Linked DNA regions of Homo sapiens: region 2 is linked to region 1. Evidence: read pairs that join two places in POLR2A ChIA-PET (ENCODE). Cell type or tissue: PC-9. All regions are shown on one strand. Region 1 has its middle 25 kb from the start of METTL16. Region 2 overlaps PAFAH1B1 (platelet activating factor acetylhydrolase 1b regulatory subunit 1).

The links. Peaks named below come from ENCODE experiments on the same cell type or tissue, not always from the same donor. Only the 100,000 strongest peaks of a DNase experiment are listed, where the experiment ranks them.
Region 2: POLR2A ChIA-PET joins it to region 1 with 10 read pairs; 3 of 35 experiments call an interaction of 5 or more read pairs at or near these places.

What each region holds. Positions count from the first base shown.
Region 1 is chr17:2,534,400-2,539,399 of GRCh38, forward strand. No RefSeq gene overlaps it. Among named protein-coding and RNA genes, the nearest start is that of METTL16, 25 kb to the left of the region's middle. In PC-9, no CTCF peak of the experiment used is centred here; no DNase peak of the experiment used is centred here.
Region 2 is chr17:2,657,394-2,662,393 of GRCh38, forward strand. The region is part of intron 2 of PAFAH1B1 (platelet activating factor acetylhydrolase 1b regulatory subunit 1); the gene reads left to right. Among named protein-coding and RNA genes, the nearest start is that of MIR6776, 33 kb to the right of the region's middle. RefSeq lists an enhancer at 1,650-2,151. In PC-9, no CTCF peak of the experiment used is centred here; a DNase peak (open chromatin) is centred at 2,148.

The DNA.
Region 1 (5,000 bases):
TTTTTTTTTTTGAGACGGAGTCTCATTCTGTCACTCAGGCTAGAGTGCAGTGGCACAATCTCTGCTCACTGCAACCTCTGCCTCCTGGGTTCAAGCAATTCTCCTGCCTCAGCTTCCCAAATAGTTGGGATTACAGGTGTGTACCACCACACCTGGCTAACTTTTGTATTTTTTTAGTAGAGACGGGGTTTCACTATGTTGGCCAGGCTGGTCTCAAACTCCTGATCTCAAGCGATCCACCCACCTCAGCCTCCCAAATTGCTGGGATTACAGGCGTAAGCCACCGTGCCCGGCCAAGAGAAAGAAAAAAGGTTTAAATAACCTTTATCATGAATGAAAAGAGGTACTAAATAAATATCAGCTGCACTTAAAAATTTTTTTCCAGCCAGGCATGCTCACGCCTGTAATCCCAGCACTCTGGGAGGCCGAGGTGGGCAGATCACTTGAGCTCAGGAGTTCGAGACCAGGCTGGACAACATGGTGAAACCCCTATCTCTATTTTTTTTAATCAAAGAAAAAATTCCTATATATTTACAACTGACAGTAAGAGAGTTTTTAATGTTTTGACCAAAATATTTAAAGGTCACAGAGCAATCATACATTTTCTCATTGATTATTAAGATTGCTTTGCGGCCGGGCGTGGTGGCTTATGCCTGTAATCTCAGCACTTTGGGAGGCCGAGGCAGGCGGTCAGGAGATGGAGACCATCCTGGCTAACACGGTGAAACCCCGTCTCTACTAAAAATACAAAAAATTAGCCGGGCGTGGGGGCGGCAACCTGTAGTCCCACTAATCAGGAGGCAGAGGCAGGAGAATCGCTTGAACCTGGGAGGTGGAGGTTAAAGTGAGCCGAGATGGCGCCACTGCATTCCAGCCTGGGTGACAGAGTGGGACTCCGTCTCAAAAAACAAAAACAAAAACAAAAAAAAAGGCCGGGCGTGGTGTAATCGTAGCACTTTGAGAGGCTGAGGTAGATGGATCACAAGGTCAGGAGTTCAAGATCAGCCTGGCCAATATAGTGAAACCCCATCTCTACTAAAAATACAAAAATTAACTGGGCGTGGTAGCGCACTCCTGTAATCCCAGCTACTTGGAAGGCTGAGGCAGAAGAATCACTTGAACCCAGGAGGCAGAGGTTGCAGTGAGCCGAGATTGTGCCACTGCACTCCAGCATGGGCAACAGAGCGAGACTCTGTATCCAAAAAAAAAAAAAAAAAAAAAAAAAGATTGCTCTGCATGGTTTCAGCTTGCACGGTCCTATCTGTGGTCCTGCATGGCCATGCAAAGTGAAGGCTGCTGGTTAAGCAGTTTCTACACCGTTGTTGTCTTCATATCTGATGCTGGAGTTTGAGGTCCCCGGGGCAGGCAGTTGGTAAAGTGGAGAATGAGCTGGAACTCACTAGCATAAACTGGAGCCCATGAGGGCAGGCTGGAGACCGCGTCAGTTCTTGTTGCTTCTAATGTTGGTGGTGTGGGCATCCAGGAGAAACCAGGGCTCTTTGCCCAGAGATATAAACACTGACACCTGGTCCAGGAGTAAGAGAAGCTGAAGGAAGATTCAGGAGAAGGTGAAGCAATTACAGGTGTAGCTGCTGCCTCTTGCCAATGAGTTGAGGCATCAGATAACCAGCACTGTCAGCTGCGGAACGGCTGCTGCTTCAATTCAGCCCTCCAGTCTCTCACAGGACTCTCTTGTGTAGTTTTCAATTGGGTTCAGGGGCGAAAAAAAAAAAAAAGAATCATTTGTGGCCCATGCTAACTGGAAATGAACAGGAAAGGGAACTCTGGGAAAGGGGATTCTGGGAAAGGGAATTCAGCCACCATAGTTACCGTATAGTTTAATGGCTGTGCATGGAGGGCTCGAAGTCAGACTTCTCAGATTTGATTTGTTTCCTTTATTTCAAGTCGTATGTCCAAGGGTAAGTTTCTTAGTCTTTCTGGGCCTCAGTTTGCTTGTCTGTAAAATGAAGATGTAATAGTAGCATTTAAGATTAGTTTGAGGTTTTTTAAAATTATTTTTATTTCCTTTTAATTTTTTGTTTTGTTTTTGTTTTTGTTGTTTTTGAGACGGAGTTTCACTCTTGTTGCCCAGGCTGGAGTGCAGGGGCTCAATCTTGGCTCACCGCAACTTCTGCCTCGCGGGTTCAAGTGATTCTCCTGCCTCAGCCTCCTGAGTAGCTGGGATTACAGGCACACGCCACCACGCCTGACTAATTTTGTATTTTTAGTAGAGATGGGGTTTGTCCATGTTGGTCAGGCTGGTCTTTAACTGCTGACCTCAGGTGATCCGCCCGCCTCGGCCTCCCAAATTGCTGGGATTATAGGCGTGAGCCACCACGACCGGCCCCTTTTAAATTTGTATTTATATAAAAACTTCTATGCTAGTTTGAGGTTTAAATGAGATAATACATATAAATTGTTAACATATTATTGGTGTATTATCAATAAGACTTGCCTTATTGGAAATGTTTAATAAACATCAGCCATGTCGGCCAGGCGCAGTGACTCACACCTGTAATGCCAGTACTTTGGGAGGCTGAGGCAGGAGGATTGCTTGAGTCCAGGAGTTTGGGACCAGCCTGGGCAACATAGGGAGACCCTGCTTCTACAAAAAAAAAATTTAAATTAGCAGGACGTGGTGGTGCACACCTGTAGTCCCAGCTACTCAGGAGGCTGAGGCAAGAGGATCACTTGAGTCCAGGAGGTTGAGGCTGCAGTGATCCAAGATTGTGCCGCTATGCTCCAGTCTGGGCAACTGAATGAGACCCTGTCTCAAAACAAAACAACAAACAAAAACAATCAAATAGACAAAAATATATCAGCCATGATTATTAGTAATTGTGTGATCTTTCTGGTCCTCAGTTTTTTTCAGCTGTAAGGTGGGGATAACTTCCTTGGCCTACTTCACAGGCATATATTGAGAATCAAATGAAATAAATAATTCAAATAAAATAGGAATAATTATATGAATAACATATCACCACTTCATGGTAGAGGTGGTGGTAAAAATGATGATAAACATAGTTCTTAGTTCCTTCCAGCCTCCATATTGGTATCTACTCCAGTGACTAAAGCCAGCTATTCCATGATTATTAATCAGAAAAGCAGTTATCCAAATGTAAGATGTTAATAGGGAAACTGAGTGCAGAGGATATGGAACTTTTTGTACTTACCATCTTTGCCATTTTTCTGTAAATATAAAACTGTTTACTAAAAAAATAAGTTTACTGAAAAAACTTGATAAAAAAAAAAGAATGTCATTGTCAAACTTTAGCAGAATTCTCTGGAAGGCTTATTAAATATTAAATACACATTGCTGGGTCCTAGCCCCAGAGTTGCTGATTCAGTGGGTCTGGGCTGGAGCCAGAGAACTTGCATTTCTTTTTTTGAGATGGAGTCTTGGTCTGTTGCCCAGGCTGGAATGCAGTGGTGCGATCTCGGCTCACTGCAACCTCCGCCCCCTGGGTTCAAGCGATTCTTCTGCCTCAGCCTCCTGAGTACCTGGGATTACAGGCATGTGCCACCACACCCGGCTAATTTTATATTTTTAGTAGAGATGGGGTTTCTCCATGTTGGCCAGGCTTGTCTCAATCTCCTGACCTCGTGATCCACCTGCGTCGGCCTCCCAAAGTGCTGGGATTACAGGCATGAGCCACTGTGCCCTGCCGAGAAGTTGCATTTCTAACAAGCAGTGCTGAGGCTGCTGATCTGAGGATGACACTTTGAGAACTCCTGACTTAAAATGTAAAGTAGTACGTGGGTTTCCTGTCTTTCCTATGAACAAAGGCTCCTATTCATCACGGTCTGCCATTTCTTGGTTCGTGCTGTCCATGACATCACCCAACATTTACCTACGAAGCAAGAGGAAGGAGACAACTGATGACTGACTGAGCAGGATGATACTAAACGGGGCCTGCATAATCCCTTTTACCCTGCTTTTCTCCAGCTTCTTCGAAGCTTTAGGCCATGGATCCAAACCATGCTTAAAATAACACACAAGTACATATTTAAATATGTATATGTTAAATATATAATACATATATATTTTATGCATACATTTCATTACAGGTTGAGCATCCCAAATCCCAAAATCTGAAACCCGAAATGTTTCAAAATCCAAAACTTTTGAGCACCAACATGACACTCAAGGAAAATGCTCACTGCAGCATTTCAGATTTTGAATTTTTGGATTTGGGATGTTCAACACATAAATATAATGCAAATATTCCAAAATCTGGAAAAAAATCTGAAATCTGAAACACTTCTGGTTGCAAACATTGCAGATAAGGGATACTCAGCCTGCAAAAAGAAATACATGGGCTGGGCATGGTGGCTCATGCCTGTAATCCCAGCACTTTGGGAGGCTGAGGCAGGAGGATCATTTAAGGCCAGGAGTTCAAGATCAGCCTGCACAACATGGCAAGACCCTGTCTCTACAAAAAAATTAAAAAACAAGCCGAGTATGGTGGTGTGTGCCTATAGTCCCAGCTACTCAGGAGGCTGAGGTGGGAGGATCGCTTGAGCCCACGTTGTCAAGGCTGCAGTGAGCCATGATCGTGCCATTGCACTACAGCCTGGGCGACAGATCTCAGGCTGTCTCAAAAATAAATACGTGTGTACATACGTGCATACATGCACACATGCATGCACGCATACACGCATGCATGCATACATACATGCATGCACACGTACATGCATGCACACATGCATACACACGTACATGCATACACACATACATGCATACACACCTACATGTTCATAGAGGAAAAAAATTACCCACAGCTTCCCAAAGACAACCACTTAACATTTTGGTCTAGTCCCAAATTTTATTTCAACTATGTTTTGAGGGTTTTCTTTTAAACATTGCTTTTGCTTCTTTTGTTTTGCTTTGTGGTTTCTTTTTTCTTTTTTTTGAGACAGAGCTGGCTCTGTTGCCAAGCTGGAGTGCAGTGGCATGATCTAGGCTCACTACAACCTTCGCTTTCAGGGTTCAAAACATT
Region 2 (5,000 bases), 120 kb after region 1:
ACCGCCGTGCCCGGCTAATATTGTATTTTTAGTAGAGCTGAGGTTTCACCATGTTGGCCAGGCTGGTCTCAAACTCCTGACCTCAAGTGATCCACCCACCTCAGTCTCCCAAAGTGGTGGGATTACAGGCGTGAGCTACCACGCCTGGCCAAGAATGTTGAATTTGATCAGATGTTTTTAGGTAAACATTGAGATCTCCATAATGTACCATTCTGATTCACTTGGTCCAGCTCAGCTCCCTGCCTAGGTAATACTTACTATTTCCTTTAAGTCCTCGCATCTCGCCTTTATAAAAAGATTCTTCCATTCAGTCTCATTTCTCTCGTCTTTGAATTAAATTTCATAGACTTCAGTAGCTTTTATTTTGCTCCTCAGATAGGTTTACAAGATCCTAGGAGGCAAGGGACCATATATAACTTAACCTTCTTTTATATTCCTTGGTATAAAACTGGAAATAACAAGCACTCATCCCTTCTTCCTCTTTCCTTTTTTCTTTACATGTTTTATAGTGAAATTTTGCTTTACATTTTAAAAATATAAATGTTTCAAACTATTCAATACATGACAGTTGTATTGTGTATCTTTCCTATTGTACAACCTGACTTTGCCTTATGAGTTTTTGAAATAATGCAAAATATTTTTATAGGAATATATCCTGAGTGGATCTCACAGTTGTAAATTATGCTGAACAACTAAGGCAAAATCTCCTCCTCTCTGGAAACGTAGCTGACCTCTGGCCTGTAGCAGGCCATGCAGTTTTTTTCTAAGTGTCAGTCAATAATATAGTAACTTTAAAACAACATAATTAGGAGTTCAGCTGGGTTAGTGTGACATTCTCTCTCCCTCTCCCCCAACCCCCTTTCTCTCTTAGACCTTTAAGTATTTTAGTTTTCAGTAATGTTATTTTTCTTAACAGGTTAAAAGGGTAAAGAGGGAAACACAGATAAATAAGGGTGGAGGCTGAAAACAACTGTTTAGTGACTGCCCTCTGTTTTGTGTTTCCATTACTCAAGAAATTTAATCGAAATACGAGAATGAACAGTAATGCATATTTTTTGTTTATTTATTTGGTTTTGCTTTTTAAAAAGTGCAGTGTGATATACTTAACTGGTAGATCATTTTTGGCTTTTGTTGCAACTGTGGGCTGGAGGGTATATCAGGATGTCATCTGAGACCCAGCCGTCTGATGAAAAGAAATGGAATCGAGCAGGCTAGTATACTGGGTACAGGGTTCTTTTTGCTTGATGGGGAAGATAAAGGTCCACTCACCCTGCATTGCCTGAATTACATTCTTCTTCACTTTGTCTCTGCCATGGATAAGGTCTCATTATAACCTCTTGCTGAACTTGTACTTGTCCTAAGACTGGTAGTAGTTAAATCCTGAACTACCTTTTGGAAGTAGTTATCTTAGAATGTGATGGTGAAGGATGGTAATGGCAATCAATTTGTCAGACAGATTTCTTAGGGTACGTGAGGTTGGAGAAGTATAAGACCTATGGCCAGGAACTCATCACATCTGTGCTGCCCTTTCCCTGAAGAGTCAGTAGGGTATTGTAGCATAAAAGTTTAGGAAGTCTTGGCTGGACACAGTGGCTCACACCTGTAATCCCAGCACTTTGGGCCAAGGTGGACGAATCACTTGAGATCATGAATTCAAGACCACCCTGGCCAACATGGCAAAACCCCGTCTCTACTAAAAATACAAAAATTAGCTGGGCCTAATGGCACGTGCCTGTAGTCTCAGCTTCTCAGGAGGCTGAGGCAGGAGAATCGCTTGAACCCAGGAGGGGGAGGTTGCAGTGAGCCGAGATTGCCACACTGCAGCCTGGATGACAGAATAAGACTCCGTTTCAAAAAAAAAAAGGCCAGGTACAGTGGCCCACGCCTGTTATCCCAGCACTTTGGGAGGCCAAGGCGGGCGGATCACAAGGTCAAGAGATCGAGACCATCCTTGCCAATATGGTGAAACCCCGTCTCTGCTAAAAATGCAAAAATTAGCTGGGCATGGTGGCACACGCCTGTAGTCCCAGCTACTCGGGAGGCTGAGCCAGGAGAATCGTGAGGTTGTGGTGAGCTGAGATTGTGCCACTGCATTCCAGCCTGGCGACAGAGTGAGACTGCCTCGCCAAAAAAAAAAAAAAAAAAAAAGGAAGCCTTGGCTGGGCGTGGTGGCTGATGACTGTAATCCCAGCACTGGGAGGCCAAGGCAGTCAGGTCACATGAGGCCAGGAGTTTGAGACCAGCCTAGCCAACACAGTGAAACCCCGTCTCCACTAAAAATATTAAAAAAAAAATTAGCTGGGCATGGTGGTGCTCACCTGTAATCCCAGCTACTCAGGAGGCTGAGGCATGAGAATCACTTGAACTCAGGAAACAGGCTTCAGTGAGCCGAGATCATGCCACTGCACTCCAGCCTGGGTGACAGAGTGAGACTCCGTTTCAAAAAAAAATTAGGAAGCCTTGTTACCTGTTTGAGACTTGATTGATATCCTGTGGCTGCAGCTTAGGGAATGATCCCCTGTATATCTCTGCCCTGGAAATAAATTTTAATCACATTCTCTCCCAAGACTATATAGTTTCATCTTGTTATCTAAAACAGTATAGCCCGGGGTGGTGTGAGAGATGTCTTTTGGAGGAGGGTACTAAGGATGACTCCATGTGTGCTTCTGGTGGTGTCATGCTTGATACTGCCTGGTCTTTTGTGTTACCTTCCCAGAGCCTTCAACAGCCCTGCAGACATCTCAGATTTGTTGGGCCCCTGGACCTTTTAGAGGAATGCATGTTATCTCCATTGCTGCCCTGAATATGCAAGCTTAGCCTTTTCAGTGTATCTTTTTTTTTTTTTAATTTTTATTTTACTTTAAGTTCCGGGATACATGTGCAGAATGTGCAGGTTTGTTACATAGGTAAATGTGTGCCATGGTGGTTTGCTGCACCTATCAAGTCATCACCTAGGTTTTAAGCTCCACACGCATTAGCTATTTGTCCTGATGCTCTCCCTCCCCTCAACCCCCACCCCCACCAACAGGCCCGGGTGTGTGTTGTTCCCCTCCCTGTGGTCCATGTGTTCTCATTGTTCAACTCCCAGTTATGCGTGAGAGCATGCGGTGCTTGGTTTTCTGTTCCTGTGTTAGTCTGCTGAGGATGGTGGCTTCTAGCTTCATCCATGTCGCCACAAAGGACATGATCTCATTCCTTTTTATGGCTGCATAGTATTCCATGGTGTATGTGTACCACATTTTCTTTATCCAGTCTGTCATTGATAGGCATTTGGGTTGGTTCCATGTCTTTGCTGTTGTAAATAGTGCTGCAGTAAACATGTGTGCATGTGTCTTTATAGCAAAATGATTTATATTCCTTTGGGTATATACCCAGTAATGGGATTGCTGGGTCAAATGGTATTTCTGCTTCTAGATTCTTGAGGAATCACCACACTATCTTCCATGATGGTTGAACTAATTTATATTCCCACCAATCGTGTAAAAGCATTCCTATTTCTCCACAGCCTTGCCAGCATCTTTCGTTTCTTGACTTTATAATAATCGCCATTCTGACTGGTGTGAGATAGTATCTCATTGTGGTTTTGATTTGCATTTCTCTAATGATCAGTGATGTTGAGCTTTTTTTCATATGTTTTTTGGCCACATAAATGTCTTCTTTTGAGAAGTGTCTGTTCATATCCTTTGCCCACTTTTTGATGGTTTTTTTTTCCCGTTCTGTAGGTTGCATGTTCACTCTGATGATAGTTTATTTTGCTGTGCAGAAACTCTTGAGTTTAATTAGATCCCACTTGTCAATTTTAGCTTTTGATGCAGTTGCTTTTGGCATTTTCATCAAGAAATCTTTGCCCATGCCTGAATGGTATTGCCTAGGTTTTCTTCTAGGATTTTTATGGTTTTGGGTTTTACATGTAAGTCTTTAATCCATCTTGACTTATTTTTTGTATAAGGTGTAAGGAAGGGGTCCAGTTTCAGTTTTCTGCATATGGCTAACCAGTTTTTTGAGCACCATTTATTAATTAAGGAATCCTTTCCCCATTGCTTGTTTTTGTCAGGTTTGTTGAAGATCAGATGTTTGTAGATATGTGGTGTTATTTCTGAGGTCTCTGTTCTGTTCCCTTGGTCTGTGTGTCTGTTTTGGTACCAGTAGCATGCTGTTTTGGTTACTGTAGCCTTGTAGTATAGTTTGAAGTCAGGTAGTACGTGTGATGCCTCCAGCTTTGTTCTTTTTGCTTAGGATTGTCCTGGCTATTAGTGTATCTCTTTAAATGGGTCTAGTAAGAAAACATCTCAGTTCATCAGCCTTTGACTTAACCTTGTTTTTTCTTCATATGAGCAATGAAATTAAAATGGTTACGGAACTCTTAGAACTTTTTCATTCTTAGAATGCTAGAGTATACAGTTTGTAAAATACTATTATTGGCCAGGCGTGGTGGCTCATGTCTGTAATCCCAGCACTCTGGGAGGCTGACGTGATGAAACCCCATCTCTACAAAAAAATACAAAAAATTAGCTGGGCGTGGTGGTGGGTGCCTATAATCCCAGCTACTCAGGAGGCTGAGGCAGGAGAATTGCTTGAACCCAGGAGGCGGAGGTTGCAGTGAGCCGAGCTTGCGCCATTGCGCTCCAGCCTGGAGGAGACTCCATCTCAAAAAAAAAAAAAAAAAAAAAAATCTTATGGGTGGTATTGATGAGGTGTTATGACTAGTATTACAGCTGCAGAAATTACCCTAGGGGATAAAAACAAATGAAAAGAATGTAGGAAGTCAGCTAAAGTGCTTAAAATCGAATGCTGGCATTTTCATAAACTTGTAATAGTTTAGAAAATAATTTCATTCGTTATGTTTGTAATAGTTTGATATTTAAGCCTAGGCTGTGTCTAGCTTAGGATCTGTTTGCTCATGGATAAAAGTCCTTCATCTCAGTTTTGATTTTAACCATTTTCTTTTTTATTTTTCTTAACCATTTTTATTTTTTTAACCTCTTTGTGTGTGTGTGTGT